Regions from separate parts of the Homo sapiens genome. Here region 1 is linked to region 2. Evidence: chromatin contacts called from ENCODE Hi-C or POLR2A ChIA-PET data. All regions are on one chromosome and are shown on one strand. The core of a region is the stretch at or near the end of the contact, and the rest is flanking DNA. Distances in the headings are between cores, read along the strand shown. Region 1 overlaps RBBP8-AS1 (RBBP8 antisense RNA 1). Region 2 has its middle 99 kb from the start of RBBP8-AS1.

Evidence for each region. Hi-C counts contacts between places; a loop is a spot of excess contacts on that map. ChIA-PET counts read pairs that join two places held with the same protein, here RNA polymerase II (POLR2A). Pooled maps may share reads with other maps.
Region 1: a map of endothelial cell of umbilical vein shows a loop between it and region 2 (4-fold over the local background). The contact joins two enhancer-like sites. A Hi-C loop is called at or near these places in 1 of 168 maps with a recorded cell type or tissue (endothelial cell of umbilical vein) and 5 of 50 pooled maps. POLR2A ChIA-PET finds 5 or more read pairs at or near these places in 3 of 52 experiments (AG04450, PC-9 and Panc1).

The regions. Positions count from the first base shown.
Region 1 is chr18:22,812,294-22,815,521 of GRCh38, reverse strand. The region is part of intron 2 of RBBP8-AS1 (RBBP8 antisense RNA 1); the gene reads left to right. The region is part of intron 1 of LOC124904263 (a long non-coding RNA gene); the gene reads right to left. Among named protein-coding and RNA genes, the nearest start is that of RBBP8, 120 kb to the left of the region's middle. Within about 2 kb of position 1,346, at least 2 of the 41 ENCODE cell types and tissues checked have a DNase peak (open chromatin) inside an H3K27ac peak, as active enhancers do.
Region 2 is chr18:23,031,043-23,034,022 of GRCh38, reverse strand. No RefSeq gene overlaps it. Among named protein-coding and RNA genes, the nearest start is that of RBBP8-AS1, 99 kb to the right of the region's middle. Within about 2 kb of position 1,587, at least 5 of the 41 ENCODE cell types and tissues checked have a DNase peak (open chromatin) inside an H3K27ac peak, as active enhancers do.

The DNA.
Region 1 (3,228 bases), core at 97-2,596, 220 kb after region 2:
GAGGCAGGAAGATCACTTGAACCTGGGAAGCAGAGGTTGCAGTGAGCCGAGATTGCACCACTGCACTCCAGCCTGGCAACAGAGCGAGACTCTGTATCAAAAAAAAAAAAAAAAAAAAAAGATTATCAGCGTGACTGTTCCTCACTCAAGTTCCCACCAATGTGGGAGAACCAGACATCCTGATTCTGAATTATTTTTGCCCACGTTATTTCCCAGGACTGAGTTGAGTAGTTACAGGCAGATGTTTAGGCATTGGGTCACATGGATGTGGAATGTTATGCTACCTTTGACTTATTCTGTTTATTTATTTAAGTACATAGAATTGGATTAATTATAGTCCTTGCTTCATAAAATATTATTGTCATTGTTTCATGAATGGCCTTCTTATTTTATTTGCTTATTTATGCTTTTAGAATATAATGGATGCTACTCATTCGAGAACTAAAATATTACCAATAATTTATATCTACCTATATATATATTTTTTTCTATTTTTTTTTAACTTCTCCTTTCACTGATGACAGTCCTTTGCAGCTATGGGGTGGATATCTTTACTTAAATATAATCCAGTTTACATAAAAAAACCTTCAGGCATCAAACTTCCAGGTGCAGCCATTCATAAAGACAGTTTCATGACTTATATAATGGAGAACTAAAGACCTGGTGTGGGATTTCCACTAGACAGAGGTGTCATTGAGAATCGGAACAGTTGCTGGGTGTGATGGCTCATGCCTATAATCCCAGCACTTTGGGAGGCTGAGGTGAGAGGATTACTTGAGCCCAGGAGCTGGAGACCAGCCTGGGCAACATGGTGAGACCTCCATCTCTATAAAAAAAACAACAAAAAGAATTGGAACAGTTATTATTTTGACCTTACTTGGTAGGGGCACATTGGTGTGGCATTGCAAGAATGCTGCCTAATGCATCGGCACTCATAAAAGACAAAGACAGTAAAAGCTGGCTTGTGTGTTTACTTTTATAAATCGGAGTTATTTAAGGGTCAGAAATGCTTTGAACGTTTACAAATTAGAACTATATTTCTCCTGTAATACAATGCAGAGGAAGTATGATTCATATAAATCTTCCTTTATGTTTCATATTGGCCCTGGATTACCTGCTGGTTAATTCGCTTTTAGTCTGAACAATAAATTCAAATAAAGACTTTCTTTTTCTTGAAATTATGTTTCTGACCATGTAAGACAAATTAGTAAAGGAGCCCTTTAGTTTAGTGATTTAGTGGTTTGTTGATCTAGACCAGCTGAGGAATTTTTTTCCCCTACACCTGGCTGTAGTCTTAGGTTCTTGCCTGAGCTTGCCTGGGTCTGGAAAGAAAATTCTGCCTTGCTCTACAAAGCATTTCTCCATATTGTTGCTCCTCCAGGAAAGGCAACTTTCTAGTTTAGGAGATTTCACTCAGGCTAGAGCTTTTCTTGAACGTAACAATTACCTGACAATGTCTGCAGAATTAGAGCTGAATTCTGTCCTTGGCAAAGCAGGTAATTATAAATAATTTGGGAAGGAAAAGACCATGATCGTTATTAATAGCATTTTCTCTTTATATCTTCAAGAAGTGCAGTTATTAATAATTGAGATTTCCTCCTTTGATTGACGTCTGTAAAAACATCTATTCAGTGAGGTTTAGTCTTTAACGTCGCTGCAAAGAGTGTCCCTGCTCAGCTCAGTCAATTAGCACCACCTAGTGTATCACATGTGCAGAAACTCAAGACCAACTCCAGTACAAAACATCCAAAAAAGTTCTTTGGACCTTTGGGGAAGTTATAAATATGGTCATCTAGGACATATTCCTTTGCGAATCATAATTGCAACATCAATATTTTTTATAAAGATGAAAACAATGAAAATAAGAGCATATGTCAAAGAAAAGAATAAATGAGCACCAAAATTATGTGAGAGGATATGTGTGGGGAGCCTGAGAATGGGTATCAGCACTTGTTGGATGCCTACTGTGTACCAGGCTGCATGCTTTGCTTAAATTTTTTTGAAAGGGAGGGAGTAGAGAGTTGGGTTTTTAAATTTTAATTTCACCAACATTTTCTTTTGGTGCAGATGAATGATAAAATGGGCTGATATTTCGTGACTCCAGGTTTTTTTTTCAGAACCTGCTAAGTCACTGTTGAAGGTAATTCTACTTCTACATACATCTCTTGCACAGCTAGTGAACAGAGGCACTGACAGCCCTTTGTTCCAGACAACCTTTCCAAGGATGTTTTATAGTGAAAAGTCTTGGAAAAAAGAGATAGTGTCTTCCTCCAGAGTAGAGCTTTGCTTTTGTTCAGTATGTCTCTCTCTGGAGCAAAGGTTAAGCAGGTTTGCTTGCAGCCCATTATAAGATTTGGGTTTCCTAAGCTTGAGATTACTCAACTGTGATAGAAACCCATAGTGTATACAGCACCAACCTGGGAATCTCTACTTTGCCCCTGTGTGACCTGATGGGCAAGGGAAACTGATGCAAGCATGAAGTTCATGCTGCTTCCTGTGGCTTAGGTAATAAAATCCTTTTCCCTGATCCAGGAATCTTGCATCTTCTAACAGCATCCATAAAACAAGTTAGCTTGCCAGTAGGGTAAAGCCTCAGACACTTGCATTTCTTGACAGTTACCATCCCAATTGCCAGACACCTGGTTCCCACAGTCATGTAGCACCCGCCCTTCCCTATCTTGCAGAAGGAGGGCATCCCGGTTGACCATGCCATTGTTCTGACCACAGTCCTGTTCCGTTAAACAAAACCAGATACTAAATAATCCAAATATTAAAAAACTGAACCAGCAGATGATTAGGCACATAATACATAACATTTACATTATGCATCAACTAACAAGCAAAATAACCAGCTAACATCATAATGACAGGATCAAATTCACACATAACAATATTAACCTTAAATGTAAATGGGCTAAATCCTCCAATTAAAAGACATAGACTGGCAAATTGGATAAAGAGTCAAGAACCATCAGTGTGCTGTATTCAGGAAACCCATCTCACGTGCAGAGACACACATAGGCTCAAAATAAAGGGATGCAGGAATATATACCAAGCAAACAAAAAGGCAGGGGTTGCTATCCTAGTCTCTGATAAAACAGACTTTAAACCAACAAAGATCAAAAGAGACAAAGAAGACCATTACATAATGGTAAAGATATCAATTCAACAAGAAGCGCTAACTATCCTAAATATATATGCATCCAATACAGGAACACCCAGATTCAT
Region 2 (2,980 bases), core at 338-2,837:
CCAAGGGGATAGTGGGCAGCCTCAAATTTGAGTGCAGAATGTGTTGGGCAAATATCTACTACATAATTGTCCCTGGATTCTTAAATATGTAAAAAGAAAGTTCACTGTAGAATTACTGATAATTTCTCTTTTAAAAAGTGTTACAATTATAAATGACATGTAGAACAAGGGTCCCTCCCCATTTCTAGTAGGAGACCTAGTTTAATGATTCTAATTTTGCAATGTTCGTTGTGACAACTGAGTTGGTTATAGGCTCACTGAGGAGAATTGTCATATTCATCTTTCTACTCTCAGCTGCTAGTTCTGGCATGTAACAATCATTAAGTGGTTACTAAATTTTTTATTTTCCATTGCACTGCCATGTCTTAGCCCCAGGTGCTCCTCATATTTGGAATATTATAATAGGTTACTAAATGCTTTTCTTGCACACCTGACTCTATGCCTGACCACGCCGTCACCAAATCCATTTTATATATATTGCGGGCCTGATGATGCCATCTAAATTAATGCATTACTACACAGCTCAAAATGTTTTCTACTGTCTTGAAGTTTAACATTTTACTACTTTTCCTTGTTGTCATAGCAATATTTCTTAATTTGCCTTATACTGATTTGTGAACTTGTTAAAAATATAAATGCTCAGACAAAATCAGAAACTTTGGGGTGGAGCTTGGCAATCTGTGGTTTAACAAGCCTTCCAGGTGATTCTATTGTACACCAAAGTTTGAATGCCACTGTACTAGCCTGTAACAATGACTTAGGGCAGTGTTCTCAAACTTGGCTGCACACCAGAATCACACAGGGAGCTTTAAAAGAAATATTGATGGGCCGGGTGTGGTGGCTCAAAGGCAGGCAGATCGCTTGAGCCCAGGAGTTTGAGACCAGCCTGAGCAACATGGCGAGACCTCAACTCTACAAAGTCAAACAATACAAAACAGGCATGGTGGCACGCCGGTAGTCCCAGCTACTCAGGAGGCTGAGGCTGCAGTGAGCTGTGATCGTGCCACTGCTCTCTAGCCTGGGTGACAGTCTGTCTCCCCCAAAATTACTGATGCCTGGAACTTACCCTCAGACATAATTGGCCTGAGGTGCAGAAAACATTTGACTAGGTGGACTTATAAGTAAAGGTGATAAAATTGAATGCTTGAAATAAATTCATGTTATTAAAGTATCATTGTTTACTGAAGTTCTGTATAAGATTTAATTTGAAGAAAGGGATCTGCTACTAATGGTCTGAAAAACCACAGTACTACAGACTCAAGTCTAAAGTCTTAATTTTGCAGTCAAGACCCAAGTTTACTGCCTTGCTTACTTAAACCACATACTAGCTCTACTCCCTAGTTCTAATACATATACCTACAAAGGGGAAAGAACATCAAACTGAGGTCCCAGATGCCATACATTCTGGTTCTAGCCCTTTGGGACCTTGGCAATCACTGACTCTTTGGGCTCCTGTTTCTTCATTACAAAGTGAGAGGCTTGAATCAGATGATCTCTAAAGCCCCTTCTGACTCAGTATTTTAGCATTTCCACATTCCAATTAGTTGGTTTCCCAACTTAGATTGCATTGTCTCCTCTTTGCTTCTCTAGGTTAACTCATCCTAAGGCATAGTTTGGGTTCTAATTGGCCTTAAGATTTCTTCGGCACAGCCTAAGCCTCTTTGACCTCTTAGGCATCTTTTTATGGCTGCCTGTTCTCCCCCTGGGTAATATGATCTCATACATTTCTTTGTATTCCTAAATGCCCAATATATAGGTACACAATGTTGACTTTTTTTCCTCTCAAGACCATGAATTCTTGCCTCTGCCCTTTGTATATTTCAACAATAGCTATGTTGAAAGCTCTTTTTGGCCTGATGAGCTATCATTACTGTGCCAAAGGTATCCAATTCATATCCTGTATATCCTAGAAATTCTCTTTTGATTGCTCAGCCCCTAGTTTCCAACTAATTATTTCTCCAAAAATAGCGCTCGGCCGGGCACAGTGGCTCACGCCTGTAATCCCAGCACTTTGGGAGGCCGAGACAGTGGATCATCTGAGGACAGGAGTTGAAGACCAGCCTCGCCAACATGGTGAAACCCCGTCTCTACTAAAAATACAAAAAAAATTAGCCAGGCATGTTGGCGTATGCCTGTAATCCCAGCTACTCAGGAGGCTGAGGCAGGAGAATCGCTTGAACCTGGGAGGAGGAGGTTGCAGTGAGCCAAGATCGCGCCAGTGCATTCCAGCCTGGGCGATAAAAGTGAGACTCTGTCTCAAAAAAAAAGTAAATAAATAAAATAAAATAAAATAAAATAAAATAAAATAAAATAAAAATAGCTCTCTTCTGGCCTCTGCTGGTGTGATAGCAGAAAACTGTTTCATTCTTTGCTTAAGTGCATGCCAAAGAATTCAAGTGTAAGGACACTTAAGTTTTCTTTTGTCTCTCTTCTCTTTTCTTTTCCTCTTCTGTGAGACAGGATCTTGCTCTGTCACCCAGACTGGAGTGCAGTGACACAACCTCGGCTCACTGCAGCCTCGACTTCCCAGGCTCAAGTGATCCTCCCGCCTTAGCTTCCTGAGTAGCTGGGACTACAGGCACACACCACCACACCTAGTTATTATTATTACTATTTTGAGATGGAGTTTTGCTCTTGTTGCCCACCCAGGCTGGAGTGCAATGGCATGATCTCAGCTCACTGCAACCTCCGCCTCCCAGATTCAAGTGATTCTCCTGCCTCAGCCTCCCGAGTAGCTGGGATGACAGGCATGTGCCACCACACCTGGCTAATTTTGTATTTTTAGTAGAGATGAGGTTTCTCCATGTTGGTCTGGCTGGTCTCGAACTCCCGACCTCAGGTGATTCGCCCGCCTTGGCCTCCCAAAGTGCTGGGATCATAGGTGTGAGCCACTGCGCCCGGCCTATTATTATTTTTTTATGAGACGAGGTCTTGCCATGTTGCCCAGGCTAGTCTTGAACTCCTGGGCTCAAGTGAACCT